Linked DNA regions of Homo sapiens: region 1 is linked to region 2. Evidence: chromatin loops called from intact Hi-C (ENCODE). Cell type or tissue: transverse colon. All regions are shown on one strand.

What was found. A loop is a pair of places that touch in the nucleus more often than their neighbours do. Peaks named below come from ENCODE experiments on the same cell type or tissue, not always from the same donor. Only the 100,000 strongest peaks of a DNase experiment are listed, where the experiment ranks them.
Region 1: it touches region 2 in a loop (12-fold over the local background); 2 of 110 quality-filtered maps call a loop at or near these places.

Annotation. Positions count from the first base shown.
Region 1 is chr5:156,634,360-156,642,359 of GRCh38, reverse strand. All of the region lies in intron 6 of SGCD (sarcoglycan delta), which reads right to left. Among named protein-coding and RNA genes, the nearest start is that of PPP1R2B, 210 kb to the left of the region's middle. In transverse colon, no CTCF peak of the experiment used is centred here; no DNase peak of the experiment used is centred here; H3K27ac peaks cover 2,089 bases.
Region 2 is chr5:156,697,575-156,705,574 of GRCh38, reverse strand. The region is part of intron 7 of SGCD (sarcoglycan delta); the gene reads right to left. It overlaps LOC105377673 (a long non-coding RNA gene), which reads left to right. Exons shown (of 5, transcript XR_007059015.1): 5 at 1,300-1,377. Among named protein-coding and RNA genes, the nearest start is that of PPP1R2B, 150 kb to the left of the region's middle. In transverse colon, no CTCF peak of the experiment used is centred here; no DNase peak of the experiment used is centred here.

The DNA.
Region 1 (8,000 bases), 63 kb after region 2:
AAGGTTTTAAGCAGGGGATCTGACTTGATCAACCTGGCATTTTCCAAAGATCACTGTAGCTGCATGTTATGGATTACTTGTTTGTGTCCCCCCAAAATTCAGATGTTGAAACCCTAGCCATCAATGTGATGGTATTAGGAGGTGGGGCGTTTGGGAAATAATTAGGTTTAGATGAGGTCATCAGGGTAGAGTGCCCATGATGGGATTAGCATCCTCAGAAGAAGAGAAAAAGACTAGTGCTCTTTCTCCACCATGTGAAGATACAGTAAGATGATGGATGTCTGCAAGCCAACATGAAGGACCCCACCAAACCTGACCATGCTGACACCCTGATCTCAGACTCCCCAGCCTCCAGAACTGTAAAAAATAAATTTCTGTTTTTTAAGGCATCCAGTCTGTAGTATCTGCTATAGCAGCCCAGAATGACTGAGACATTATGTCATGGAAAAGACACTTAAGGAAGGCAAGGGTGAATAAAGAGAAGCCAGGAGAGAGATGGTGGTAGATGGGATCATATGATTGGTAGTAAGCATAGAGAAGAGTGGATGGCTGAGGAAATATTTAAGAGAAAAACTAATGGGATCTGGTGATGTGCTGGACAAGCAGACTGAAGGATGATCACAGGGCCCACGGGAGGAGATGAAATAGACAGTCAAAGCCAAGTGATTAATGCTCAAAGCCAGCCATGCCCATTAAAACTTTATACTCCACAAATAATATCCAGCTTTTTTAGTATTTGATATTTAAGTCACAATAGAAATTGCCTTTACTTAATAAAGGAAGCTGCTCTGAATCCAACTATATTTTTCTTAGGAAGGAGCAAGAACCATGACAATGAAAGTTTAATCTCCCATGATATTTACCAGGAATATTTTTGAAAAATTATGAATAAACTAATAATTCTTTGAGTAATGAACACTATCTTCTGTGCAAGATAATTTTCTGGTTACTCCAAAGTTTTAGCTAAAGGTATCTTCATGTAGCTCCCACTGTTTAAAGATTTCCAACATATGTGAGATATAGTTTTTGTCTCTGTAAGTCCAGGCTAGTAAACATGGCTACAATCTGATATTTAAATACTCTTTAATATCTGAGACCCATTTTCCTACAAACCAGTCTTCTCTACAGCACATATGTTAGTTGTAGAAGAGTGAGTTATGGGACAACTAACCACAGGAAATGCCTTAGAAACAGAGATTTTTGTATTTAATTCCTAACATGAATTTGTGGCCTTCTCCTAAAAGTAATAGGCAGTGAAAAATTCTTTTTAAGGAAATGAGTTGCGTTATGTTTAACCAAAGATTTAAAATGAACTGAGTGATCAACGAGGATGCAGAGTTTCCACAAGTGTCAGGATTAAGCACAGGGAAGGTGGCTGTCAGCTTCTGAAAATCTTCCCAGACATGAACAATACACAGATGCTAGAAAGTAACTTTCAGTAGAAATAGTCACTTGAGGTGATTTAATCCCATTGTGTCTCCCCAGGCTGCTGCTGGCATTTAATAAACTTCTAATGCAAAACATCTGTAGTCATTACAAATAGTTTCTAGGATACATACCAAATATTTTCTTTTTAGGAATCAGGACAGATTCTTCTTATCCAAAAAGTACAGATAAAATTAATTCATTCAACAAATATTTATGTAGAGCCTACGTCAGACATGATTTTGTGGGGGAAAATAGGCTCTGGCTTTCTTATTTAGGAATTGCAAGTTAAGAAAAAAATTTAAAAATGCACATAAAATCTACAGCCATTCTGCCTGTTGTAATATTTGTTGTCTATAAATAGTTAACAAGTACCTATTATGTGAATGGCACAATGCTGAGGCAATGTTCAGTAAGAAGATAATCTTTGCTCTTAATAAGTTTTATTGTAGCAACACAGGTGGATATTGCAAAAAATATTTAAATCCATTTTTAAAAATAACAGATATTGTAAATCATGCATTTTCAATGGGGGTGATGTTATCTTCAAGGGGGCAAAAACTGGTTCTTGGGAAGCAAAAGAAATCTTACTGTATTTATGTATAAAGCACAAATGTATATATATATCTAGAGATGTATAGCAATATATAGATATATAAACAGCTATATAAATGCACACTTCACATAGTACATAAACGGATATCTAGTATATCTATGATAGTAAGATTTCATGGGAGGGGTGTGATTAAGAAAAAGAAAAAAGCCTGAAGAAAAATTCCTCAGAAGAGCACTATTGGAAAAAGGACTGAGAAACTGTTGTAAATGCTATGAAGTAGTACAAGAAGCTGATGGAACACTGAGCAGAGGGGCTAGCCTAGCATCAGAGGACCTGCGAAGGCTTTGCTGGGGAAGTGCTATTACTGGGAGTCACTGGCAGGTAGATAAGTGTGGACACTAAGAGAAGGGTGATATGATCCAAGCAATGGTTAGAGTAATGTAAAAGTAAAAGGAGAGCCAATGTCAGAATTTTAAGGGACTCCAACATTTAAATTTTGAGTATGGAAGGATGAGCCATCAAAGGAAAATGAAAAAAAAAACATGAGAATAGAGGTAGAAAGAAGACCAGGAATGGGGTAACACAGAAGCCAAGAGAAAGAAGTATGTATTTCAAGAAGGAGGGAACAGTTTATCTGTGTTAAACAGTGCTGGAAATTAAGGAGAGGAATAGAAAAGTCTACTGAATTTGGCAACATGGAAGACACATCTCAAGAGACATTCTATCAAAAGCTGAAGGCAGACTGTTGTGGGCACAAGAATAGGCAAAAGGTGAAGAAATGAATATAGCAAGAGTTACAACCTTTTGACAAGAGAAATACCATGAGGTAGCTGGGTATTGGATATTGGGTACCAGATACCGAAGGCCTAGCGGTGGTTAGTAACCACACTTTTATATAGGCACCAGCCTGCTGCGTGGCACAGGCTGCACAGAGGTGCATGTGTTCAGTTGCCTGAACACAGGCATACATAATGTGGATGTTTGGGTTCATCTAGGCTGGGAATTTTGACACATGTGAATGCTGAAAACAGAGTGTTAAAGTTCAGGGTTCTCCATGAAGACTGTGAAGAGGAATATGATACTGGACAAGTTAATTTGCTTCTTCTAGCTTCAGTTTCCTTATTTGTGAAATGGGAATAATAGTAGTACTTCTCTCATAAACCTATTGTGAGGATTAGTGACTATATATGTGTGTATATACACACACATACATATACACATACACATATACACATATGTATATATGAGATATATTACATATATATTAAAGTGTAATATATCATAAAATGCTATACATGTCTGGCATATCAAAATAGATGGTAGATATATTTTATTATGATAAAAGATAGTGATGAAGACAAGAATAGACAGTAAAGCCAGAAAGATAAATGAGTATCATTCAATAATTTGAAGGTTAACAATGGAGAATGATAAAATAAGACATTCTCTTTTGAAAACTCTAACAATTTAACTGAACTGGCAATACCATCAAAGTACACATTTTAAACATTGTGTAGAATTTGAAACTGCAGGGCAATTTAAGATTCACGTATAAAAACATCCTGGCAAGATATGAAGAGACAAGTAGTTTAATTAAGCAAACTCTACTCTGGAAACCAATAGACCGGAACTCATGCTCAGTGTATCATTAAGCCAAAACTTGAAAAAAAACAAAAGGAACCATCCAAGCAGCAAGCAACTTCATTTCAGTTTCTTATGAGTACATCGTTTTTGATAGTAAATAAAACTGCACAGTATAACAAACAATTTCAACTCACTGGTTGTGTTTAACACTAATGGAAAATTCTGGAACAAGGCAGCCTCTAGGTAAGGATAGTATAGGCAAACAAAGCATCAGCGATAAGCTGAGAAGGCTGCTTGACATCATCATGAGAGAGCCGTGCTCAAGGGTGACCCCCTGGTTCTCAAAGATGATGCACTGTGTGTCCTAAGAATGAGGTGAATGTGGCTCTCCATCCATATCTCCCCTCCAGACCTCAGTGGGACAGGTGGCCAGAATCAGGCCAGTAGTGTAGAGGGAGAGGGAGAGAATAAATATGAACAATGTGATCAAGTTAAAAAGAACATTGATTCTGCCTGCCCTTCCACCTGGGAGTGAGGGTGAGATGGGAGCCATGATACGCTGTGTCCTCAGTGGAGATTTCAGTTCTCAAGTGTCTCTCACAGTGTGACAGCAATCAAGACTCACATGGTCAATGGATACCAGTGAGATGTAAAATAAAAAAAAAAAAAGTGTATGATTTTAAGAATTTCCTGGTCTTTGAAAAAGTAGAACACGCTGTTCCTGTGGCCAGGCAAGTGGGTGGTGATGCCTTCCTATGGTGAAAGAAATTGAAACATTAATTGAGGACCACAGAGAAACACTGTCTAAAAAATAATTGGAGAAACTTACAAAATCATTTACGAGAGATGAAGATGATGATGACCTGAAAATTAAGAACCAGCAAGTAGAAATCTGGACAAAGAATTGAAGGTTTCAAAGCATTAAAACACTTAAATGATTTAATTTCGGAATACAGTCCTGTTACGAAAGCTTTAAAATGAGCATGCTTTATAGGTGATTTATAGATAATTTTGATTATGTAATTTTTTACCTTGTCCACTGACTTCATCCCCAGTATGGCCAGCATGTCATTTCCTTGTCAACAACCATTTCCCCCTTTCCCCTGGCCAAGAAAATCCTAGTATTATTTATGGGAGCAAAATGTCCAGCTAAATACTTTCCCAGACTCCCTTGAAGCTAGGGGTGGACATATGACATGACTTTGTTCAAAGAGATGTAGGTAGCTGTCTACTGGGGAGGAGCACTGAGAAAGTTTTACTGTCCACAAGAGGGTAAGGATGTGGCTAGTTTCAGTGTTTTTATCTGAATATCAGCATGATATCTGGAGCTGCCTGAGTCATCTCATCTTCTGACCATGAGAAAAAGACCAAGGGGACTTCAGATATGTTCACTCAGATACCATGAAGCTGCCAGCAACTGTCTACCATTGGCCTTATGTAATTAGTCTGTTCTCATGCTGCTAATAAAGACATACCCAAGATCGGGTAATTTATAAAGGAAAGAGGTTTAATTGACTCATGGTTCAGCATGGCTTGGGGGAGGACTCAGGAAACTTACAATCATGGTGGAGGGGGATGCAAATATGTCCTTCTTCACATGGTGGCAGGAGAGAGAAGTGCTGAGCAAAATGGGGAAAAGCCCCTTAAAAAACCATCAGATGTCATGAGAACTCACTATCACAAGAATAGCATGGAGTTAACTGCCCTCATGATTCAATTACCTCCCCCTGGGTCCCTCCCACAGCAGGTGGTGATTATGGGAACTACAATTCAAGATGAGATTTGGCTAGGGACACAGCCAAACCATATCACCTTACTTTTATGGGAGAAAAAACAGTCCCTACTTATTATTTATTTGAGACCCCTTAAGAGAATTTTGTTGCTCAATCTGCCTAAAGTTTAATACCATTCTATCCAAGATGAAGGAAAGAGAAGTAAACTGACATTTCCATATGGCCATGTTCTTCACTTAAAGCTTTTAGGCAGTAGTAAGCCAGTTGACCAAAATTTAAAAATCACTTTTTAGTGATTATTTAGCTGGACATTTTGCTCTCATGTACTGAGGTACCTTTCACTGACTGCTGAGTGGGGCTGGGTTTTCCCATGTCCTTGCCTTTGCTTACAGTGTTCTCAGCCAGAAAGTACTTTTCCTTTCCTTTTGTTCCCCATAGTGCATCAAATCCTATAAGGCCCAGGTCAAATGCCACTTCCATCATGAAGCCTTCCCTGGTTTCCCTTCAGTTATCACCAATTGCTCCCTGTGTTGTGCTTCCATAATACCTAACTTATGTCTTGGATGAGCATGTATTTTATTGTCTTCATTGACTATGTCTTGCTTTCTCCACTTCTCCACAAAATAAGCTACTTAAAGCCAAGGACCCTGTTATGGGAGTCTTTGTACTTTTCTAGACAAGCAGCAGGAACTCAGATATTTTGAATTCTATTTTACTTAAGCCAGAAAAACTGAAGAATGAAAAAGAAGCTTCTGTAGGGGAGACATATGAGCTGTTAGTATCAGCTATACCACTGCAATACTGGATAACTTCTTTTCCAGTAAGTAGTAAGTAAGTAAACGAGTAAGCCTGTAGTTAAATGGTCTCAGTGAAATAGCTTTCTACCAGCTTCATTTTCTCCTGTAATCACTCCAGTTTAGTGCAGTCAAATCAACTGCCCAAAGCCCAGTGTGACAGATTTTTGGCTGGGTTTACAACCTTTGATGAGTCCCTGTGTCCTGCAACAGAAAGCCCCATTTTTTTTTTATTACACTTTAAGTTTTAGGGTACATGTGCACAACCGGCAGGTTTGTTACATATGTATACATGTGCCATGTTGGTGTGCTGCACCCATTAACTCGTCATTTAACATTAGGTATACCTCCTAATGCTATCCCTCCCGCCTCCCCCCACCCCACAACAGGCCCCCATGTGTGATGTTCCCCTTCCTATGTCCATGTGTTCTCATTGTTCAATTCCCATCTATGAGTGAGAACATGTGGTCTTTGGTTTTTTGTCCTTGTGATAGTTTGCTGAGAATGATGGTTTCCAGCTTCAACCATGTCCTTACAAAGGACATGAACTCATCATTTTTTATGGCTGCATAGTATTCCATGGTGTATAGGTGCCACATTTTCTTAATCCAGTCTGTCATTGTTGGACATTTGGCTTGGTTCCAAGTCTTTGCTATTGTGAATAGTACTGCAATAAACATACGTGTGCATGTGTCTTTACAGCAGTATGTTTTATAATCCTTTGGGTATATACCCAGTAATGGGATGGCTGGGTCAAATGGTATTTCTAGTTCTAGATCCCTGAGGAATCACCACACTGACTTCCACAATGGTTGAACTAGTTTACAGTCCCACCAACAGTGTAAAAGTGATCCCATTTCTCCACATCCTCTCCAGCATCTGTTGTTCCCTGACTTTTTAATGATCGCCATTCTAACTGGTGACAGATGGTATCTCATTGTGGTTTTGATTTGCATTTCTCTGATGGCCAGTGATCATGTGCATTTTTTCATGTGTCTTTTGGCTGCATAAATGTCAGAAAGCCCCATTTTTAAAAAAACTTTTAGGGCCAAGGTCTTGGTCTGTCATCCAGGCTGAGTGCAGTGGTGTGATCACAGCTGACTGCAGCCTCAAATTCTGGAACTCAAGCAATCCTCCCACCTCAGCCTCTTGAGTAGCTTGACTACCGGGACATGTCACCATTCCTGGTTAATTTTTAAAATTTTTTTGTAGAGAGAGGGTTTTACCATGTTGCCCAGGCTGGTCTTGAACTTCTGGGCTCAAGCAGTCCTCCCACCTCAGCCGTCAAAGCATTGGGATTACAAGCATGAGCCACTGCATCCAGCCAGGAAGTTCCGCTATTTAATATGACAATCTGACATAACCCATCTCTTTAGCTTTGTCTGCGGCTTAGTAATTTTTTAAAACATCAATTTGTGTTTCTGTATTTTCCTCTCCTCTCCATTTCAAGCAGGTGGGAAGGCCCTTTGCATATCCTTGATGTTTGTTTAGTTGTTTCCATAAAGGAAAATGTACTCTTTGTGGTGCATATTAATAGATCTGTGGGTTTTCACAAATACATGCGTCATGTATCTACCACAATAAGCAAATACAGCCCAATTTTATCGCTCCAAAAATTCCCTCATGCTACCCGTTTTGTATTCCATCCATCCCCTGAGCCCCAAATCCTGGCTTCCACCATTCTCCTATGGTTTTGTGTTTTCTATCAAATCATATAAACAGAATCATTCAGTAGATAAGAGTTCTGGGTCTGGCTTCTCTGACTCAGCAAAATGCAACTGAGGTTTGTTGTTGTTGTTGTTGTTGTTGCTGTTTTCCTTTGTTTTTTCTTCAAGTTTTATTTTAATTTCTAGGATACATATGCAGGATGTGCAAGGATGTGCAGGTTGGTTACACAGGCAAACATGT
Region 2 (8,000 bases):
TATAGTATCTTCTAAAATCTTTGGATTTGTATCAGTCAGTTTAGGTTGTTATGTCATAATAACAAGGACCCAGTATTTCAATGACATATGAAGACAATTGCTGATATTCCAGCAGAGGAGAAGAGAGAAAATGGCAAAACCAACCAACGGCTGTTAAAGTTTCTGGTTAGAAGTTGCATGTGCCACTTTAGCTCATACTTGATCAGTCAAAGCAAATCACGTGATTCCCTGACATGGACAGGACAGTATAAATTTCCTCCCAGAAAATGTAGCAAATATATTTTGCAACAGTACAATTTGCCAAAGATATCCTTATTTCTATTATCACAAGTGAATTTCTTTAGCAATTTACTTATAAAATTGTAATAAAAAGATGTCTCGATTTATAAATTAGAACTTTAATATCTGAGAAAGTACCTACTTTATATTAAGGATACCTATAACAGTATATTATATAGAGAAGTTTTTAATAAAATTTGCTGAATCATTATTATGCATGAATTGTTGTAAATTACAGACCTTCAAGGAAGAGCTAAGATGTCATTTCTCTTCTTCCATACTATCTCAAACTTTCACATCAGATTTGGTTATTTGGGTTGATGTTAATAGGGAAAAAAATAGTTGGGTAGGGTTTTGAGGTTGGTTAGTACTTTAGAAAGTCTTTCTTTTTTTTTTTTAATCTAGGCAAGCTACCACCAGGTGAATGGCAGTATTTTGAGCATAACCACATAGGCATCCTATAGGTATTATTAGCTGAATTTAAAAAATAATAAAATGAGGGAAAATGTGCAGCTAATATTTCACTGTATTTTAATATTATACAGTTTAGACCAAAATTTAAAGCAATATAAAACGAAGATACCATTTTGTATCTTGTCATTGCTTGATACCTGCTTTACTAAAATATTCGAATAAACCACTTTTCTATTTTGTGATTTCAAGATATTTTTATATATAATTTCTATATTTGAACATTTTGAATAAAAAGTATCTTTAGGCAAATAGGCATCTGTTGTTTTTACCTGCCCAGTATTCATTTCCCATTCATCTAGCTATAGCAAACTGAATTTCTGTGGGGCTCCACCTCTTCCACATGTTCAGCTTACATGGTTGGAGTGGATCCACTTTTCCCTCAAACTCCAGGAAGAGTCATATGACCTTTCCTTGGCAAATCTAAGCACTAGACTCCCTTAGCTAGGCATTTTTATTTAGGAATAAGCATGTGATCCAAGTCACGTGACTGGGACTTATGACCAGAATTTTTATTGGAATTGTTGAGATTATTTCTCTTTCTTTCAGAGATGAATGAAATGATAGGATAGAAGCCTGGCGGATATCTGGACAGAACTATGCAAGAGCCTTCCTGAGAATGGAAGCCACAGGAGGGAAAACGGAACTTGGGAAAGGAAAGAGTAAAGTGGAATTTCAATGACATCATTTAAATGCCTGGATCCAAAAGTGTCTGGACATTCAATATCAAAATATTTGCTTCTCACATCATATTTCAGTGATGTGAGCCAAATGTTACCTTCCACCACCCTTTTAAGAGTCCACTTGATTTCAGTGTTCCTTCACTTGCAACCAGAGTTCTCACTGATAAGTGTCTATATGGTGGTTCATTCCTCCCTCAGTGGTATATGACAATGAAACAAGAAGGTATGGCAGGTTAAAAGTCATAGGGTACCACAACATTACACACTGAGCCACAAAAGCAGCTCAAAGCCATGGTTTGTGGGGCTCCACCTCTTGCTCTCTGGAAGGCATTAATACATGGTGGGAGAAAATTATAAGATCTATATTGTCACAGAACTTTTCACATAATTATATTGTTATTTTATATTCATTTGCTCCTGGGCTTCATCAAATGGAGAATTTCTTATCTCTGTATCCTCAAGGTTCAACACACTACCTGGCACAAGCTAGGTACATAATAAATGTTCAAGTAAAAGAATAAATGATTCATTTCTTAGTAAAAGCGTTGCCTAGCATGGTATAAAATTGTAACTAAGGATAAATCCCTTTATTTCAATCAGTTTTCACATCATGAGCCATTGATCTTTTAAATGCATGTTAAAAGTAATGCTATTCAAAAAGCTTTCCAAATGCCAGTGTTGAATGACTTAGATAAACGTGTGGTAGGAAGGAAATTCCAGGCAGAGGGATAGCTTAAGTAAAAAAGAAAAAAAAAAAAAGAAATAAATAAAAGAAAAGTATGGGCAAACTCTGAGGCATATGTTTCATGTTCCAGAAGCACCCACTATAGATTCTAAATCTGTTTTATTTTCTCTTGTTTTAACGGTATTTAAAAGTATGTTTTTCATAGTTAGCAATAACTGTGAAGAATCTAAGATTTCATCCTCCTTGCAAGCTAACAAGGTAGCCTGACACAGTTTCATGGATGCTAGCAGGAGACATGAGACTTCCAGGTCAGAAACAAGGGACTTTATTACTGGCGGCATAGCAAGCATTGCAAGCAACATCATGTCAGAGTCAATTTCCCTTGCCCCAATCCCATGGGTGGGGGTAAACACAAATGTGCCCAGATGGATGCCTAAAAATGCAGTGGCTTATATTATAGGAGCAGAACCCAGAGCTTAGGGAGACCAAATCTTTTTTAATGGGCAGTAACTTTACTGGCTTTTGCTCTGGAGGGAGATAGTAATTTTCATTACACTGGGCAATAAGCATGGCTGCACTTTGCTCTGGAGGGAAACACTATATATTTTAAAGCTGTTCACCATTTCAACATCATTGAGAAGATAGTTTAAAACAAAGGACAGCTAATGCCTCACTCAAAAGACATGCAGAAATACAAGAGGCCCATGAGAATTGTCTCCCACTCATAGTAAGAAGGGTAACAAAAAATATAAATTAAAATATTAAAGTCTCATTTTATTAAAACTTGGATATTTAATTTCCCCTCAAATATAACTATTGCCACATAAGAAAAAGAAGCTGTATAAAGCCATTTGACTTGGCAGCTTCCTGATGAATAAAAAGCAAAAATCATACTGCTTTTTATTGAGATTCATTTTCCAAAGAAAGTTAGATTCTTTTGGTTTTGGTTTTATTAGGATGAGTTTCAGTACGCTTCCCCGCCCTGAGTATGTTTGAGGATGGCTTGGGAGGAAAAGTATCCACATTTTGGCTGTACCATTAACTTGATGCCCAGGTAGAATTTATAATAAAAGGGTAAAAGAGTTCATAAAGAGAAGAATATTAAACTGAGCAATAAGGACTTGTTAAGGAAGACTAGAAATGTAGGCCTCCATGTTTAGGAGTAGAAAATTAACCCCAAGCAGAGGGCACAGTGGCATGAATGAAGCAAATTTTAGTCACCCAGCCCTTAAACACTGTTGTAAACAATAGTTAAAGTACTAAGTCAACATTTTATTATCAATTGCATCCTGTAATACCAGCATAAATGCATATAGACCCAGAGAAGGATGAGGCAATTTCAACTGATTGATAAGAACTTTACCTGCATAAGCCTCATTCTTACATACAAGGCAAACAGGGGAGCAACATCATTTAAGTCTGTGAGATTCAAATCACAGAAGCAACCCTAATATAATCTGACAATATAAGACTGAGTTGGTTCTATGGATTTTCTGAGTCTACCTATCTGATTTTTTGTGTGTTATATCTTCTCATAAAAGCATTAAGAATTGAGGATTGAATCTATTTAATGTCCTCAAGAAAAACCATAGTCAATTCATGCAGATGCTATCACTTTTAGCTTTTTTTTGTAAACATACATTATAATATTGGTTATTGGGAATCTTCAAGTTCTCAAATCTTAAAGGGTACTAAAAATCCTCACACTGTTTTTTGAGGTCTGCGCATATTATCAAAACACCCTTGTAAAATGAAAATCTAGGTGAGTCTCTTGTTAAATCTCTTCAGAGGCTTTCTGTTTTACTGAGAATGATGGTCTAATTCTTTAAAAACACTTAGTCTCTTTGCCTCTGGTCTTCCCTCCCCTGCCTCTCTTCCCTTCTCTATCACCAGTGTCCCCCATCCCCAATTAGATACTTTTGAGCAAGGAACTGATAAGATCTGACTTTGACTGAAACACAAAAAGCATAAACAGTCAATTGTGGAAGAAGGAAGATGATTTACAATACAATAATCCAGGCAAGAGATAATGACAGCTTGAACAGTAGAGTAGTAGTGACAATGATGAGAGGTGGTCAGATGCTGGATATTATTTTCAAGATGGAAATAACAGGATTTTCTGACCAAAAAAATGTAAAGCATGAAAAGAATATTATTTATTTATTTATTTATGCATGTCTGAGCAACTGGAAGAACATAATTGCCATTTACTGAGACAGCAAAGACAGTAGCAAATCAGGCTTGGTAGAAAAAACAGAAGTTCTAAGTTAGCATTTGATTTACCTGTTGGAAATCCAATTCCCATGGACTCCACACATACAAATCTGCAGTCCACAGGAGAAGTCCTGGGCTACAGGTAAGTAATGAAGAGTCATCAGCAGAGGGATGGTATTTAAAACCATGAAAGCAGATGAGATAATTAATCTGTACAGATAAATGAGGTGATTGCAAGGGGAGATATGCAAGTTAAGGAAGGTTTCTTCTTTCTCTCTCTCTCTTTTTTTTTTTTTTTTTGAGACAAGGTCTCACTCCATTGCCCAGGCTGGAGTGCAGTGGCACAACCATGGCTCACTGCAGGCTCGACCTCCTAAGCTCAAGCGATCTTTCTGCCTCAGCCTCTTGAGAAGCTGGGACCACAGGGGTGTGCCACTACACCTGGCTAATTTTCTATTTTTTGTAGAGATGGAGTCTCCCTAGGTTGTTCAAGCTGGTCTCTAAGTCCTAGCCTCAAGCAATCTTCTTGCCTCAGTATCCCAAAGTTCTGGGATTACAGGTGTGAGCCACCATGCCCAGCATTATTTTTTTTATAGGGGATGAGAATATATTTTACAACTGATGGTAATGATCTGGGGGAAAAGTCAAAGATACAGGTGAGGGGACAGTAGGTGCCTGTTGAAATAACATCCTTGAATAGGTGCAAAGGAATGAGATTCATTGCAGGAGTTGAGAAGATGTTTTAGAGAGGAACATGGCCAGTTTATCCTGGTAACTGGAGGAAAGTAGATGGTAGTCACACAGGTAGATGTTGTGGTTGGAATGTATGGAAGCTATCTTTTGACCACACCTATATTTTCCCCATGAAAAAGGAAACAAAGCTACCAAGAAGAGAAGGAGGTATAGCAAGAAAATATTGAAGGTTTGAAGAGAAAGGAGAGGTATGCAGTAGCTTTCTTGGAGGGTACAACAGAGAACAGACCGAAGACATGTTGGAGGATCTCTGGACTGTACTGTCAACCCACTTGAGGTTAGGAATCATGACGTTAAAGAGAGACTAGTTAGTATGAGTGTATGTTGTTCTTTGGCCATTGTCTACTGCCCCAGTGAAGACAGAGGGTAGACAAAGAATTAGATTGACTGAGGATGGAGTTTAGTTGGGCGGGAATGATGGAGTAGGGACAGGCAATAGTCAAGACCACCCTCCACATTCCAACCAGATTGGACTTCTTTCTTCATGCCTTCTTTTGTCTCTGATCCTCCTCTGCTCCCACTAAACACTTTCCCCCACTGTTCACTTAGCTACTACTTCTCTTAAATGCCACTTTTGTAGGGAGTGCCTGGGATCTTGATCAATGCCACTACAGTAAACATTGAAAAGGGTTTGTCCCCTGCACCCATCAAAGTACACTTGAATATTTCTCAAGAGCTCTCTCCTCTATATCTCAGAGCTACTCTAAAGAACAGGGTCTGGTGCTGTCTCACCTTTCAGGAAGTACAAGTGAGTGATTGTGGATCTTGTCGTCATTATAAACCTTATTTCTTTTTTGGTTTCCTGAACTGACAGCTAGGTCCTAAGTCATGCATGGTCTTCTTACTTGTAAATATACCTCTTGATTATAATTCAAGGAAATTTAGAAAAATCAAAAACAATAGTCCTTTGTTTGAGAAGAACAAGTCAATTTCTTTTAGAGATTGGGCAGAGATTCCAATTATCACCTTGACTGGCTAGGTAATTTCAAGCTTTAGAAATAGAAAAAAAAAAATGAACTGAAATCACAATTGTAGTCATCAAACTCCGCATGCAGGTACTGATAGTAAAGGAACAGCCTTTCCTTCTAAACTAATTTGTTTGATTTTGTGTTGTTAAGTAGTATTCACTAGCAGTGGTGGTACTAACCACAGGCTTGCCAAAGCAAGATGACTCAGAGGCACAGACAGGACCTCAGGAGTTTTTACCTTCTTCTACTCCACTTTTCCCTTAAAAAAATAGATACCCCACTCTATACCTGATTCCCATTAAAAAAGAAAAATCCTGTCTGTGTCTAGACAGCCATCAAGCAATTTCTCATACAAAAGTGTCTCTGCTGAGTAAGTCTTGATCCTTAACTCTCTTTCACTAAGAAAGTGTTCAGAATGTTTAATTTCAAATCCAGGTAGAGTCACGGGATGCCACACAGAGCAGAATAAGATACTGGGATGACTTTAACAGTCATGGTAGCTGGAGCTTATTCTGTTCTTAACCTCTGTCTGCAAATGTCATGTCAATCTTAGCAATGTTTTTAGAACTCTTTGGTTTGTTTAATTTTTAAGCTACTACTTTTTGGATATTTCCTATGTTCCAGGCAACATACTAAATGCTGTGTGTGTGTGTGTGTGTGTGTGTGTGTGTGTGTGTGTGTATTTTAATTTAGTTTTCAAAATATAATAAGCCGGATATTACTGACTTCTCTTGTACAGACAGAGAAATGAGGCTTACCTAGGCTAAGTACCTTGCCCAAGGACACACAATGGGTTAGGAGCAGAACCAGGACTCCAGGGCTGGTATGTCTCCAGAGCTGTGCACTTTAAGACTCTGCTTCTCTGAAGCAAACTTTCCAAGTCATCCTCCAACAGGGAAATCAGTTGTCTCCTGCAGTAAGGCATAATCATTGCTAGAGATGCACAGAGCACAAGCCGAATACCATCTGTTCAGAATACCCGTGGAAGGGACTCCTGTTCTGCATTAGCAGCAGGTTGGGCCATGTGGCCTCCGAGGTTCCTTCCAGCTGATTGCTACACTTTGCTAAAGGGTTGGAATATTTTAAAGCTGGGCTTGAGATACTGAGTTAGTAGCAAGGTGAGATCATTGTGAGAACCATGAGGGAGAAAACAGAAAGAGAAGAGGCAGTTGCCAGAGAAATCTTTACTTTTTCAACATGTCATATCTGCCCCTAGCCTGCTTAGAGACTGCTGGTCCTGTAAATAAGTTCTTATTCTGTTTGGTTCTGTTCTTATGAGTGATTTCATGCCTAGAAAGTGTGGGTCATTCCATCTGAGCTGAAATGAGGTTTCTAAATTGTCCTACACATACTGCCATTTTACTGTTCCTATTAGACTACAGCTCTCCCACCAAGTTGAAAGTTGTTCTCCAATTTATAAACAAGCAGGGAAAGCAGCAGGACAGCAGAGCTAGGTCAATTATAATAGCAAATGTGGATGAGCCACTATGCCCAGAGAAAACCTTCATTACACACTACTCAAAAAAATTAAGATTCTGAAAACACAAAATGACTAATCTGAGTTGTGACTTCCTCCCCTCTTTCTCCTGACTTGAGAGAGAGAAACATCTTCTTTGTTGCTTCCATCAGTTTTTATCCCATGGAAATAAAATCCTAAACTATATATTAGAGAGTGGGTCATGCATGTATCCGTCAGTCTGTCTGCCCACCCTTCCACCCACCCACTCATCCATCCATCCATCCATCCATCCATCCATCCATCCATCCATCCGTCCGTCCATCCAATACTATCTTCCAGGAACTGGGTATATACTAGTGGACATAATGAATGTGATTCCTGCTTTCACAAAGCTCACAGACCAGTAAGGAGGCAATTATGATAGAGTGTGAAACAGGCAGAGATAGAGAAACTCCAAGGTAGTATATGAGCACATGGCAGGGCTCCTT